Regions from separate parts of the Homo sapiens genome. Here region 1 is linked to region 2. The links are chromatin loops, found by intact Hi-C in ENCODE. Cell type or tissue: mammary epithelial cell. All regions are shown on one strand.

The links. Peaks named below come from ENCODE experiments on the same cell type or tissue, not always from the same donor. Only the 100,000 strongest peaks of a DNase experiment are listed, where the experiment ranks them.
Region 1: it touches region 2 in a loop (10-fold over the local background); 6 of 110 quality-filtered maps call a loop at or near these places.

Annotation. Positions count from the first base shown.
Region 1 is chr20:7,371,821-7,379,820 of GRCh38, reverse strand. No RefSeq gene overlaps it. Among named protein-coding and RNA genes, the nearest start is that of MIR8062, 4.2 kb to the right of the region's middle. In mammary epithelial cell, a CTCF peak has its summit at 3,693 (motif pointing right); no DNase peak of the experiment used is centred here; H3K27ac peaks cover 249 bases.
Region 2 is chr20:6,824,828-6,832,827 of GRCh38, reverse strand. No RefSeq gene overlaps it. Among named protein-coding and RNA genes, the nearest start is that of BMP2, 61 kb to the right of the region's middle. In mammary epithelial cell, CTCF peaks have their summits at 2,919 and 3,818 (motif pointing left); DNase peaks (open chromatin) are centred at 3,107 and 3,817; H3K27ac peaks cover 445 bases.

The sequences.
Region 1 (8,000 bases), 550 kb before region 2:
CAGCAACAGAGACCAACAATGAGCCCCCAATATGGCACCATTCCCTTTGTTGATCAGCCAGCTACCTGGTGACATGATGATTACATTGGACTCTTTCCATCACAGAAAGGGCACTATTTCCAGTACTTTCTTTCTGGAATAGACACTTATTTTGGATACAGATTTGCTTTCTATGCGTGCAATGCTTCTGTAAAAACTCATCGGTGGGCTTACAGAATTCATTGGCCACCACCATGATATTCCATAAAGCATTGTTTCTGATTAAGGAACTCACTACCCAATAAACGAAGTGTGACAATTACCCATGCTCATGGAATTCACTGTTCCTCATCATCCTGAAGCATCTGGACGCATAGAACCATGTAATGACCTCTTGAATACGCAGTTACAGTGCCAGCTAGGTGGCAATACCTTGTGAGACTGGAGAAAGATTCCCCAGCAGGCTGTGTGTTGTCTGAATCAGCCTCCAGTATGCGGTACTACTTCTCCCATAGCCAGGATTCATGAGTCCAGGAATCAAGTGGTGGAAATGGGCCAGGTATCGCTCACTAATATCCTCTAGTGAGCTACTAGAAAGTTTTTCTTCTTGTTTTCATGGCCTTATGTTCCCCTGACCTATAGATTTTAGTTCTGCAGTGGGGAACATTGCTACCAGGAGAAACAGCAATGATTTCATTTAACTGGAAGTTAATGCTACATGGTCACTTTGGGCTCCTCCTGCATCTGAATCATCAGAAAGAGGGAAATTACTGAATTACTGTGGTGGGTGGGGTGATTGGTCCTGACTACCCAGGGGGAAATTGAACTACTTCTCCACAATGGCAGTAAGGAGGAATATGTTAGGCATGCAGCAAATCCCTGAAGGCATCTCTTAGTTTTACCATGTCCTGTGATTAGGGTCAAAAGAAAATTATAACACCCAATCAAAGGAGGACACTGATATCAGGACTTTTCAGGAATGAAGGTTTTATACCATCAGGTAAAGAATCACCACAGCTGAAGTGCTTGCTGAAGGCAAAGAGAATACAGAATGGATAGTAGGGGAAGATAGTTATAAATACCAGCTATAGCGAACTATGTGACCATTATCAAAATGAGGACTGTAAATGTCAGGACTATTTCCTCCATATTTTGTTACGGATATGTTTGTGTGTATAAGAAAACAATATAATTTAACCTCCCTCACTTATTCCCTTATTATGTAACATAAGATGTATTGACTTCATATATTTGTGTTGTTAATTTTATGTTATATTATTTAAGTTATAAGATGTCAAAGAGAAGAGTAAAAATCACTCAACACTTTACCTGCTCTTTAGGGGAAGAGATTAGTGTGGTTTTAGTTATGTGCAGAATAGCTCTATCATGTTTTATGAAATTATGGCCGTGCTATGTTCTTTATTTGGAGATTAAGTATGTGTACTAGTCCATTCTCAGGCTGCTAAGAAGAAATACCCAGGACTGCGTAATTTATAAAGAAAGAGGTTTAATTGACTCACAGTTCTGCATTGCTGGGGAGGCCTCAGGAAATTTACAGTCTTGCCAGAAAGCAAAGGAGAAGCAGACACCTTCTTCACAGGGTGGCAGGATGGAGTGAGTGCAAGCAGGGGAAATGCCAGACACTTATAAAACCAGCAGATCCCAGTCTGTCCAACATGGTGAAACCCCATCTCTACTAAAAATACAAAAATTAGTCAGGTGTTGTGGCAGGCACCTGTAATCTCAGCTGCTCAGGAGGCTGAGGCATGAGAATCACTTGAACCCAGGAGGCAGAGGTTGCAGTGAGCCAAGATGGCACCACTGCACTCCAGTCTGGGTGACAGAGTGAGACCCGGTCTCAAAAACAAAAACAAACAAAAAAACCCCTGAAAACAAAAAAATCAGCAGATCTCACATGATGAGACTCACTCATTAGCAAGAGAACAGCCTGGAAGAAACCACCCCCATGATCCAATTACCTCCACCTGGTCCTGCCCTTGACACATGGAGAGTACAATTCAAGATGAGATTTGGGGTGGAAACACAGCCAAACCATATCAGTATGGTTTAAGGAGAGGCGTATATGTGCCAAGATGAGAAGGGGTAGAATTGTGATAGTAAAGTTTATGTATTAGCTTTGCTGGGCTATCGAGTGGCTAGACATTAGGTCAAACATTCTGGGCCCTTATGTAAGGATGCCCCTGAATGAGATTAACATTTGAATAGGTAGACTGAGTAAAGCAGATTGACATCTCTAATGTGGGTGGAACTCTTCCAGTTAGTCGAAGGGGCCCTAATGGAACAAAAAAGTTAATCCTCTTGCAAATAAGAGGGAATTTCTGTTTTAGTGCTGGGACATTAGATTTTTTTCCTGCTTTCAGACTCATATTGAGACATATTTTCTTTCTGGGTCTTGAGCCCACCAGCATTTTGGACTGGAAATATACCATAAGCTCTCTTTGGTTCCCAGTTTGCCAACTGCAGATTGTCAGCCTCCGTAATCAAATAAGTCAATTTCTTATAATGAATATCTATCTATCTATTTATCTATAAATATATAATGAGTGTGTGTCTGTACATAGACACACACACATATATATGCATCAAGAGATTCAGTCTACCCATTCAAATGTTAATTTCATTCAGTAGCACCTTCATAGACATGTCCAGAATGTTTGACCTACATGCATAGAGAGATTAATTATAAGAAATTGTGTACACAGACACAAACACACATCTTATCAGTTCTATTTCTCTGGAAAAACCTAATACAGATTTCAGAATTATTTTTTATTTTGAATTAAGTGAAGTTCAGTTCCTTAGTTGGGATTTGCAGAAAAAAACTGTATAAGTTGAGAAGCATTTAGGGCTTTTTATTCTGGAATTTAAACAAGCTGATTTGAGCAGTGATTTCGTACCTCCACATGTCCTGGAATTTGAGATTGAAATTCAATGCTGCATTTGGTTTACCTGTGAAGCCTAAATCCTAATCACATTTCAATAATAGAGATGAAAATCTGGGTGGGGAAACATCATCCAACAACTGCACACAGTGTGCCAACTTTGTGTTAGATTCTGAAAGGTGCATAATGAGGAAAAGTGACCTCATGGAACACTGTACCTAGTGGGAAAGGAAGACCTTCTCCACATAAGTGCACAAGTAAATTCATAACCACAAATGTGGATACTATTTCAAGGGATTTAGTGAATTACCTGAGAGTATTTGTGATAGAGGCTTAATTGCCTCTAAATTATCAGAGAAAGCTTGTTGAGGAGGTGACAGGTAAAGTAAAATCTGAAGGACGTGGAAGAAGTGACCAAGTGAAAGGTGGAAGGAAGATTATCCTAGAACAAGAGAAAGCTTGTGGAAAGACCCTAGGGCAAAGATAGAGGGACAGAAAAAGTCATTAAGGCAACGCAACAATGGTAACTGGATATTTAATTATCAGAACAACTATTTCAGAAAGTCTATTTATTGTTGCATCTTCAATTTGCATAATTATGAATACTTATATATAAATATATTTGTATGTGTATATATAAAATAACATATACGTAAACGTTATACAAGTGTTTGAATAAAAGTTGTATGGTTTATACAATTGCTCAGCTGTTTATTCATAGATATAGTTGTAATTATTTATACACATATTTGTAAACACCAAGAAAAACCACCCTTCCTGTTTTAAATATCTTTACTGGCAATACCTGAAAATACCACCAGATGGTGATGTTTCTCCTAAAAGAATGATACTTCCTATTTTTTTTTTTTTTTTTTAAAAAAACGATATTAATTAATTCAAAATTTAATGGTGTCCTTGTCTGCTAATTCTAACATCCGAGGGAGTTTAGGATTCATTGGGAAGGATTGATTGACTCCATCATAATGAATTGTATCTTTCTGTTCTTTGCATGCCTGTAAATTGTTGGTTTAATACCAGATATTGTAAAGTTTTGCTTCCTGGGTGCTGAATATTCTTTTATTTATATTAATATGCTTGAATTTTGTTTAGGAATACAGCTGAATTACTTATTCAATAGTAATAGTTTTATCTTCCTGAGTCTTGTTTTTGAAATGTGTTAGGTGGCATGAGCACACTCAGTCTGGATCTGATTGTTTCCCATTACTAAGGCAAGATCTTTCTGTGCACTCTACACAGCGCCCCTTGAATCTTGAGGTTTTGTAACTAACCTAGCTGATGGGAATGGGCACTATTTCCAATCTCTTGTGAATCCAGTTAGACAGGACAGTGGCAATTTTTTCAGGTGGTTCTTTCCTCAGTCTCAGGTAGTTTCCTCATATACACAAACAAATCAAATACACAAGGGAACCCTCCGCAGACCTCCAGAGTCCTCGCTCTCTACATTTCTCTCCTCTCTGGTACTCTGCCCTGCCAACTTCAGCTACGTTGTTCTCTGCAGACTCTCAAATCTATTATCAATAAGGAATTTCTTGAGATTTTCCTAGGTACCCAAGGCAGCCATCTGGGGTAAATGAAACACTCATCTCATTTGACTTCCATCGCTCAGCAATCACTCGCCCTTCTTGCCTCATGTCCAGTGTCTGGCAAAATTTGTTTCATATGTTTTGTGTTTTTCAGTTGTTCTTCCTTGGCCAGAAGTAGAAGTCACTTTCTTGCTTTTTAACCAAAGATTTCAGATAACTTTTTTTTGGTGGGGGGAGTGTGTGTAATTTTAATTTTTTTTTTTTTTTTTTTTTTTTTTTTTGAGACAGAGTCTTACTCTGTCACCCAAGCTGGAGTGCAGTACCACCATCATAGCTCATTGAGGCCTGGAACTCCTGGGCTCAAGCAATCCTCCTGCCTCAGTCTCCTAAGTAGCAGGAACATATAGGTGCATGCCACTGTGCTCGGCTAATGTTTTGTTTTGTTTTGTAGAGACAGGGTCTCACTATGTTGCTCAAGCTGGTCTTGAACTCCTGGGCTCAAGTAATTCTCCTGTCCCAGCCTCCCAAACTGTTGGGGTTGCAGGTGTGAGGCACCACACCTGGAGTCTGTTATATTATTCTTAATATTGACTCATTCAAAATACACTGTGCAATTGCTCTGAACAACAATAATGCTAGGCTAGGGATATCAATGTGATCCTGTAACTGAACAAATTAAACACACAAATGTTTAGATACAGAAATAAGAAGGTAGATTTTTTTTGCTTGCAATTCACAATCATGTGCCTCATAACAACATTTAGGTCAATGATGGACTTCATATACAATGATGATCCCATGAGATTATAAGACAGTATTTTTACTGAACATTACCTATGTTTAGATATGCTTAGATACACAAATACTTACCATTGTGTTACAGTTGCCTACAGTATTCAGTACAGAAACATGCTATACACGTTTATGGCTTAGGAGCAAGAGACTATACCATATAGCCTAGAAGTACATCTAGATTTGTGTAAGTACACTTTAGGATGTTCATACAAGGGCAAAAATTACCCAACTGCACATTCCTCAGGAGGTATTATCCCCCTCATTTAGCAACAAATGACTGTAGTTTTGTTTTATTGGATTTTTCTAAATGATTATTAAAAAAACAGAATATTTTATGAAGACAAAGGTAATGACACTAAAGTGAAGGCTTCTTTAGAAGACAGGTCAAGTCACACAATTCTTTAGTTTAGAAGGTTGAAGTGGAAATATTGAGTGTTACAGACCAGAACTTCTCAACCTTTAACATATATATAAATCATGATCTTGTCAAAATGCACATTTTGGTTGCAGAGGACTTGGATGAGGCCTGAGATGCTGCATTTGTAATAAACTCTCAAAGGATACAGGTGCTCCTAAGTGATGTACTGAATTCGGCAAATAAGAGTCATCTGTGGCCTGGCACAGTGGTTCATTCCTATAGTCCCAGTACTTTGGTAGGCCAAGGGGGTGGATCATTTGAGTTCAGGAGTTCAAGATCATCCTGGCCAACATGGTGAAACCCCGTCTCTACTAAAAATACAAAAATTAGCCGGGCGCAGTGGTGCGCGCCTGTAATCCCAGCTACTTAGGAGGCTGAGGCAGGAGAATTGCTTAAGCCTGGGAGGCAGAGGTTGCAGTAAGCACCATTGCACTCCAGTCTGGGCAACAGATTGAGACCATGTCTCAAAAAAAAAAAAAAAAAGCCATGAAACAGTATGCTGTTCAGGGTTTACGTATTATCTATTTACGTATTTCAAAAGCCTTACACAGTATGTTGACTTATAGAAGTTCTCAATGATTATTATGGTGATAAAGTTTCCTTAGAGAAATTTTATCCCATGACTCTTAATATTTTGATCATATCTACCCTGTAAAAATCAATAAAAAAAACATGGTCTGACAAGCGCCAAATTTTTATTCAAATGCATGTATCTTTGCACTTTCTAAATTCCTTTCACAGGGCTTCTAAGATTCTTAAACCTCTTAATTTTTATACATGCTGACACTGTTAATGAGCAGAAATCTTAAGTTATTACTGTAAATTCCAAAGTTGATCATTGGTAGAATTTTTATTATCTCCCAAATCTGTAAATTTTGAATGATTTTTTCCCATGCCTTCTATTATACTGTACTCTTTTTCAGAAAGGAATACATTTTCCATTCCCAAAAAAGAGGATGGATTCTATTGCATAAACCTAAATGAGCTGACTACTGGGAGTTATAACTTTGTCATGGGTTTACTGGCCTGGGAATGTACAGTATAAGCGTGTGTTGTTCCCTAGGGGAAAGGTTTAAGTGCAGCTAGGACCACCTGTTGCTAAATGTTTCCTTGAGTAGCTCTTAGTACAAAAGGGGATGTAACCATTAATGTGTAGTTGCCTTCAGCCAAAGTGAAGTGGGGAGTATATACTTTTATGCAGATGACATTAGCACATAGACATTTGCATCCTAAGATATCAAAAGAATTAGTGACATTCTCCCTTTCTCATTCTCAATAGGGTTATACAGCTGTAGCAATTGCCTGTGGGCTATAAAAATAGACACTAGATGTTCTGGACCATGGGCTTATGAACCATGGGTACGGAAGAGTATTTTGAAAACCCTTCATGTGTAGAATCTGAAATAAATGTGCTTGTTGAGATTCAATAATGTTTGCCGATACCCATGTAGGTGCCGGGGGAACCTAAGGAAGAACCTTAGGGAGGCTGCCTTTTTGTGTGTGGAAGTGGAGGGAATGTTTCAGGACTTTTCCCAACAAAATTCAGAAAGAAAATCTCTGAAAATTGTTTTGGTGAACCCATGACAACTATTTCACTGTACTGACAATTTAGAAAAACAAGACACACGCACACACACACACACACACATTTCCCAGAGCAAAAGTGGACATGAGAGTATCTAGAAAGAGAAAGTGATTTCTCACAACACTGCTTCCATATTGAACTCTTTAATGTCTTTTGAAAAGCAAGGTCGGCCTCAGAACCATGCAGGCCTACAAGAATTCAACCATTTGTTGGTCTTTTGTTAAGATATTGATTAGATTCTTGTTCATTTCTTTGCAAGCCTCCCAGTTTAGTCTATTGATTTGTCTAAGCTTTTTTTCTTAGAGTCTTGAACTAGGTCATCGGAATAACTCTTAACATTTAACTAGAGTCATTAAAAATAAACAGACATTTGAGAATAGTGTAATTGGTTGTGAAGGCATTTCCAAGGTGGAAAGGCCAAAGGTGGCAAGGCAAGTCCTTGTGGGCATGTTGTCTTTGAGACCTGACTTACTCTGCAGTTCTCCAAGACAACTAAAGACTTCCTATAGCTTCAGGCAATAATTTGTCCGAAGACTGTTGTAAGAGTTTGGCTAAAGAAAACCAGAAAGCCTATGAAAACATGGCTTACTAGTAACACATCCCAGCTGTTTGCTCCCTGTTAAAAAGTAGAGAATGATGTGTTCTGGAACGGCTTAAGTGCTCTGCTGTGTATGTTTTTAGAACTGTACAGAGTCTTAACAGCATGAGTCCTGTTCATTTTAATCAGAGTTGTGTGGTTTAAACTTGTCTCTGAATCCAGCTTTTTGCTATTGATA
Region 2 (8,000 bases):
ATTTTTGATCAAGTAGAAAGTGCTAAAGCATCACGATTATGGCTTCAAATTGTCATTACTTCTAGTAATGCCATTTTCATGGGTAGGTGTGTGCATTTCACTTACCCTCCTTCACAAGTGTTCATCTATGACCAAAGAGTTGGACTTGATTTTTGGCTAGATTTGTCTAATATGTGGACAGTTTGTTAGTCAATCTGTATATTGGTATTATCCTTCCTGGAATAATAGAAGTAAGGCTCAATCTCAGGGATGTTTTGAGGACCAACGATGTCAGTAAGAACATCTAAATCTGGCCTGAAAGAGGTAAACAGTTATTGCCAGTGTACCCTATGTAGACTTCACCATGAAATAATTTTGTGCCTTCTTTTTCAGACAATATATGTTCCTCAGAAGTTATCCAGTCAAAAGCCGCTGCAGAGCAAATTATTTTTCCTTTTACTCTCTTATCAATTAAATATTTCTTCCAAGCGGCAAAAAGCACAAGATCACATCTAGGAAAGCAGTTAACCTCTAAAAAATGGGGATATAAACTATTGTGTGTGTGTGCCTATAAATGCTCACTTTCTTAAAAAACAGTTAAGAAATAGTTTTATTAATCTGGAGAAGAAAAAGCTGAGAAGCAATGCCACTCTTAGCTTTCTTGAGAAAGGATCTTGACATGCGGGGGAAGGAAGAGGTAGATAGCCTCTTATTCCATTACTAGGTAGATCTACAGCTAGCTACAAAGGCTGCCTCCCAAGAGTCAAATTTTAGCTATATGTGAGGAAGAACTTTCTAACATCTACAACTACACAATCATGTAATGCTCTGTTTGGGAAAATGATAAGACTCCGCTGGAGTGTTCAGTCAAAGCCAAATAGCCATCTTAAAGCTGTGGTAGAAGACATGGGGAAGAATCTAGAGCTTCTCACTCAAAACAAGGGAAGATGCAAAGTGCCTGGCAAAAGTTGGTAGGCTTCCTTCATGTAATGATAGCCCAAAAATAGGACACGCTAAACCAAATGTGAGGTGAGTGAAGTAGAACTGAAATCCATCCCTCCTCTCTACCACCAATATTCCTTTGTAAACAATACAAAGCCCATATTTTTGTGACTCAAACATTTTCTGGATGCTTTATTTGGAAGGATCCTGGATAAAGAAGCATGAATATGAGTAAGCCAAAAGCAATCAAAGCACCTGATGTTTACATTGTGGAGTAACACATTTTCAAGGAAGAAACTCATCAGTTAAGATTCCTTGTGATTTGTAATTTGTGACAATTCAAACACAGCTTTGTCTATGTCGCTACAGTTTATTTTCCCATTATCTATAGAAAATAGATCAATAAAATTAATGTAAACAAGAATGAATGTAGCCGGTGTTTCAATTTACTTGAGAACAAATTGTTTTCAAACACATTTACAACAACCCAAATGCATACAAACAGTGTGTTAATTGTAAATGAGTCTTATCTATCCATTCAACTAGCTCTAGCAGGGTGTTTATCTGCAGTGTCTCAGTAGCCCCCTTACTATTACTTTATATTATACATCACTGAAAACAATAAAACTGCATTTTCTCTTAAAATGCCTAAGGAGGGTGTATTTCTTCTGTAATATAAACATATTTTTTGATTAAAATTATTCAAAAGAAAATTAACAGACTCACCTGAAGACATATTCAAATATTTCTAATTGTGCTACTTTTGTAATAGGAGCACAGAATGGGTTATTAATCAACCTCATCAAGTTATAAAATAAATCTAAATTCTGTATACAAGTGTATGTGAGAGTGGGAGTGTGTGAATATATGTATACATGTGTGTTTTTGTGTGTGTACCTAACAGGACGGCTGTGTTGTCATTCATTTGCCAAATATTAATCAAATCCCTTTGTATGTTAAGCACTTCAAGGTATTTGGATACTCCATTGAAAACAAACCAACGAAACAAAAATTCCAGTACTTAAAGAATTTATATTCTAATTGGAGGAGACAGACAGTAAACAATAATCATAATTAACAGGTAAGTGCTTTTGAATGTGGAAAATGAAGAGGTTAGGAGTCTGGTTGGGGACAGGTTCGAACTGTAAAATGTGTGGGCCAGGTAGACTTAATTAAGAAGGCAGCATTTGAACAAAGATGGAAAGATGGTAAGAAATTCTATCGTCTGCATATTTGGAGAACGAGCAGTCCAGGAAGAGCACATAGGCAATGCAAAGACCCTAGTGTATTCAAGACATAACAAGAAAGCTAGTTTCTTAGTTTGAATGAATAAAAGGAGAACAGGAGGAAACAAGGTCAGAAGTAAAGGGGTCAGATGATATAGGGCCCTGGAGATGGTGGTAGGATATTGGCTTTTCTCTGAAATAGATGGGTGAAGAGCCTGACTATCAGGCTGGAAATCAGCACATGAATAAGCGATAATCATTTAGTTATTATTATTATTATCATCAAATATTCTATAGGGTCTCCAAGGCGGGATCATTACCCTACTTAACATAAGTAAGTGGAAATGAAATTTTTGTGACTTGCCCGAATTTGAAATGTCAGCTATCGGCAAAACCAAAGTCATAGCCTGATTTCTTATAATGCGCTTTCTTTAGGTGGTAATATAAATAGTTTCCCATCTTCTCAATAATATGACAAGTCGTTTGTCTTAGAGTATGTGTGAAGTGAGAACAGGCCTCATGGATGGCTGGAGTGGCATCTCAGGAAACTGCAAGCAATTCAGATTCCAAGTGGGATGGGAGGCACTAGGTTTCCATAAAATGCTCATACACTTGCTTTCAGAGAAACATGAAGGGATAATTTTCACAGTTCCCCCACTAAGGCTGTGCCTGTAAGCATATCCTCCCACTTGTGGATTTATTTGCCTTGGTGCACTGTGATGTCTGAGGCCTAACTGAATTGTCTGTAAGGTAGTTCTGTACTCAGAGTAGACTACAGGGGGAGCTCATCCTACTAATTTATGGCTTGTCTCATGCACAACCTGCAAAGGATGTTCTTCTAAGGGTCTACATCCCTATGGAGCAGATGTTTCCTCAAGAACACTCACTCCCAGCTGAGCTTTCCTCAAATAACCTTGCTCCTTGGACCTGAAAGACAGCTCTAGTCCCTCATTGTACATGTGACAAGCCCAAGCATGCCTGCTCTGCCATATAGTATCTATCATGATGCTAGTCCTGAAATTACACAAAGGCAATTACAGGGGGACAATGTCTCATCTCTGAGATGGAATCTGCAAAGATATAGGACTCCTCCCCAACCAGGTGGCAGTCAATGCCAGTGAATCCGACTACAGCAGCTGCCAGCTTAACAAAAAAACAAACAAACAAACAAACAAAGAAAAAAAAAGAAAAAAAAAACAGTGATATCTCTCTTTCTTTCATATTGGCAAACAACCCCTGTCATCTCCTCCTAGCTTTCTGATAGCCCACTTAATGGGTCAAATTAGTTGGCTCTTGCTAAGTCTTCTAGTAAAAAATTATTCTTTGCCACTTGTTTTCAGAGTTGCTTTAAGAGGCCCATAGGGGCAGGCAAGTCAGAAAATGAGAACTCTTTAACAAACAAGGGCAAACCTCCCTGTCCCTGATGTAGAGGAAAAGACCTACAGGCTATTAAAAGGACCTCCCTCTGATTAATAAGAGTATTGACCTCTGGTCTAAATCAATTTTTGTGGAAGAAAGAAAATGGACTCTTGGAGAGGTAGGACAGAGTGGTAAAGCACTTAAAAAAAAATAAATAGCAGTCATTTCCCTTCTGCATACACTGTGTACACTGGCATGCTACCCTTCCTAGTGATCTGCAGAGATTCTGACCTGGGGTTTTCCATTCTATTGCACTCGCTGTTGCCACCTGCTGGTGACATATCATGATTGACATACATACATAGTTGGGGGAGGAATTTTTATGGGAAGCACAAATTGCAAACTTAAGGCCACATCAATAGTCTTTATTCCCTGGGGACTCAGTCTTTCTGGAGATGGGAAAATATGTGTCCAGAAAGCAAAAGAAGAGGATGCTACTTATACTTTCCCTTCAAGAAGTTCAATATGTTTCAGTCCTATTATTCCACCAACACAAGAGATTCCTTTACTATCTTTCTATGGGGCAAGTTGGGCATGTATCCTCGTGACCACTACAGATGTGCTATCTTAATCGTGTATGTTGAAGACTAAATGTTTTCAGTGTAATAGAACTTGACCTCAAATAGAAGATTGCTTTTAGTTTCCCTTAAGCAAACACGGAAGGCAAAAGAGAAACCCCCCTGCCTGTTTCAAGGTGCCTGGAGCTGAGAGGTTGCAGCACATCCCATCATTTATGAAAGAGCTCTCAGAAGTATACAGCCCTACGTTCCCAGAAAACCTCAAGGTAAGCAAGTTGTTTGAAGTAAAGCAAGTCTATTTTTTAAAGGCCCATGTCGAGCTGTAATTTGCTGAGGAATAAGAAATGAAAATACGTTTCCTTAGATTTCTCCACACTCATAAATAGCCAATACCATAGTGCATGTTTCCTTGGAAATTCAGACACATTCAAAGCCACGGTGCATAGCTATACATGTTTAACTTGTAAATTTATTGTGATAGAATAGGAAGGTTTAAAATGAAAATACACCAAGTATCAGGAAGTTCAAGAGTTAAAGTCCCCACAGCAACCTTAACACACACTCTCAGTGTATAAATGTCACATCATAAAGAAGTTTAAGAAATTTTCTTCAGTAGTAATGTCCAGTATTGAATATTCCCAGTATGGACAACTTAACACCTATATGTATTCCCATTATGTGTTCTAATTTTTAAAGGGAATTGTGTTTTAATGTAGATATTCATATTTCATTCATTCATTTCATTCATTCATGCCCTGGGTCTTGTCTCTTCTCAATAAATTTTATTTAGGTTATCCCATCCAGTTCCACAGCTTTAAATGCTACCTATATTTGAGATATTCTCTCTCTCTCTCTTTTTTTATTTTAGAAGCAGAGTCTGACTTTGTAGCCCAGGGTAGAGTGTAGTGGTGCGATCACAGCTCACTGCAGCCCCGAACTTCCGGGCTGAAGCAATTCTTCCACCTCAGCCTCCCTAGTAATTAGGACAACAAGCAGTTGCCACCACACCTATTTATTTTTATTTTTATTTTTTGTAGAGACAGGGTGTTGCAATACTTTCCAGGCTGGCCTTGAACTCCTAGCCTCAAGCAATCTGCCTCACTTGGATGCCAAAAGTGCTACGATTACAGGCATGAGCCTCTACACCTGGCCCTAGTGATTATTAAATCCATTTCTCCATTCCTAATTTATCCCCATAATTTTGGAATCATAGCCAATTGCCAACTGTCATCTCTATTGAAAAAAGGGTCTACTTCTGGGGCCACTTGTGTAGCTGTTGGCAGGCCTCCATTTCTTGCTGGCTGTTGATCCTTGCCACACAGGCCTCTCCTTAAGGTAGCTCAAAACTTAGGAGCTTGTTTCTTTCAGAGCAAGAGATCCAAGAAAGAGAGAGACCAAGATGGAAGTCATAGCCTTTATAACCTAGTCTCAGAAGCAGCAGACCATCACTTCTGCTGTACTCTATTGGTTACATTGAGACTAACCCTGGTAAAATGCAGAAGACTTCCAAAGGGTGTAAATACCAAAAGGAGAGAATCACTGAGGGCAAATATGGAAGTTAGCTATCATAGAATCATAGCTCCAGTCTTCACCCTCTATTGCCTGGATACCTGAAATTGCCTTCTATTCCATCTTTCTGCTTCTCTCCTTGCCATCTATTAACCACTCAGCAGCCAGAACTATCTTTTTTAAAACATAAATTATTCTTGTACTTAAAACCTACAATGGCTCCCCATTGCACTTAAAATAAGATCCAATCTCTTAATCTGGTTCCTGCCCAGCTGTCAACCTCATGTTCCCTCACTGCCAACACTGTGGGTATACTTCTGTTCCTCCAGCAAACCAGATTGTGTTCATTTTCCTTTGAAAGATTTAGGTCACAGCTTAAATATGAAGTCTAGAAGAACGAGCCCAAACTATCCCCTCAAAAGTATTCACTCAGCCACTACCATACCCAATTGTCATTTCTGCCCCATTCCCTCTACCCTTCACCACAAACACAAGTGTACTTCATACCTGCTAATAGAATCCTGATGTGTCCAAGAGCAGGTAAAGAGACCTTGATCTTGGGGAATGTGGCCTCCTCTTAGCCACAGGAGATGATTCATGATTGCTCTATATAACAGGCAAGGTAATCCTTTGCTCTTTGTCAACAAAGCAAAAGGATCTAGAAATCTCCTGAAGTCCTCTACTGACCAGTGAGAGGTGAGAGGTTGTCTGTTAGGGGCTGTTCTTCCAAGGGAAAAAAAATAGCAAGTCTAATGAGGAGAGTGTGTCTTGCCCCTCCCACTGCCTTTCTGAATGTGACTCTACTATGAAGAAGTAATGCCTGGAGCTGCAGCAGCCATCTTGTGACTATGAAATAAGCAGCATGATGATGAAAAACCAACATACTAAGAATAGTTAAACTGGAAAATATAAAGAGCTCAGGACTTTTATCTTTGAGCCACTACACCAAATCCTCTTCCACCAACCTCTAGACTCCTTGGCATGTAAAATAATTACATATGTTAATCACTTAAGACCATTGGTCAGAGTCTTCTGTTACACACAGCTGAAAGTATTCCTAATTAGTACAAATACCTGATGACAAAGAACAAGCAGAATTACTGCAGCCTATAATGTTCTTGCTAAAGCAGGAATATTCAACCCATCAGCAACTCCTTTACTTCCTTTTATTCTTGACTTGTAGAGGCAGGATCTTAGAAAGCTGCTCATCTTAGTGACCATGGCATCCATGCCTAAGGTACAACTTGCCCCTTGGTTATCTTTTGACAGCTGTACCTTGCAGAGCACTCATTGAAGAAAATTTAGATGCCTTTACTATTATTCACCCAGGAGGAGTATTTTTAAACCTTCTGAAACTTACTGACTACCTGGCATGACAAGAAGGGCCTGTGCCTTGAAGTTGGAATTTAATGCAATGGTTGGTTATTCAGCTTTATGACAGCTTTTCCTATTCCTTACCACCAGTCTTGATCAATATTCAATTTCCGTATAGTGTCTTGCACATTCAACTGGTCTCCCTATTTGCACACTTCCTCTACACACCCCGGACTTGTCTCCCCCTAATAGTCAGGGTAAGCCCTCTACAATGTAAGTCAGATTACATCACTCCTCTGCCCTGATCTTCTCAGGATTTCACATGTCAGGGTTAAAGCTGAAGTCCTTACAATGGCTTACAAAGTTCTCTAAACTATTGCCCCCCTTTTTACTCTGATCTCATTGCTTATGACTCTTCCACCTGCTTGCTTCTCTTGGATAAATTAGCCTCCTTTCTGTTTTTCAAAGAAGTCAAGTATTCTCCTACCTCAGGCCTTTTGCACATGCTGATTCCTCTGCTTGAAAAACTTTCTCCAGCTACCTGCATGACTTGTACATCATGTTATGTCTCTACAGAAACATGATATTACAGATGAGACTTCTGTTGCACATCATATATAAAACAGCAACAGCTCCACCCCTACACACATAGCACCTCCTCTGCAGCCTTTTAATTTTGGCTTTTTTTTTTTTTTCCAAAAAAACACTTATTACAACTGATACAGTTTCAATATTTGTTCCCACTAAACCTAACGTGAAAACGTGACTCCCCACAGTTAGAGGTGGGGCCTGCTGGGAGGTGTTTGGCTTATCGGGGAAGATCCCTCATAAGTAGCTTGGTGCCCCTCCCACAGTAATCGAGGGTTACTCACTCTGTTCGTTACAATGAGATCTGATCACTAAAAAGCATCCTGGTACCTCATCCCCTCTCTTGTGCTCCCTCTCTTGCCATGAGTTGTCTGGTCCTGCTTTGCCTTCCACTACGACTGAAAGTTTGCTGAGCTCACCAGAAGCAGATGCTGGCACCATGCTTCCTGTATAACCTGCAGAACCATGAGCCAAATAAACTTCTTCTCATTATAAATCTCCCAGC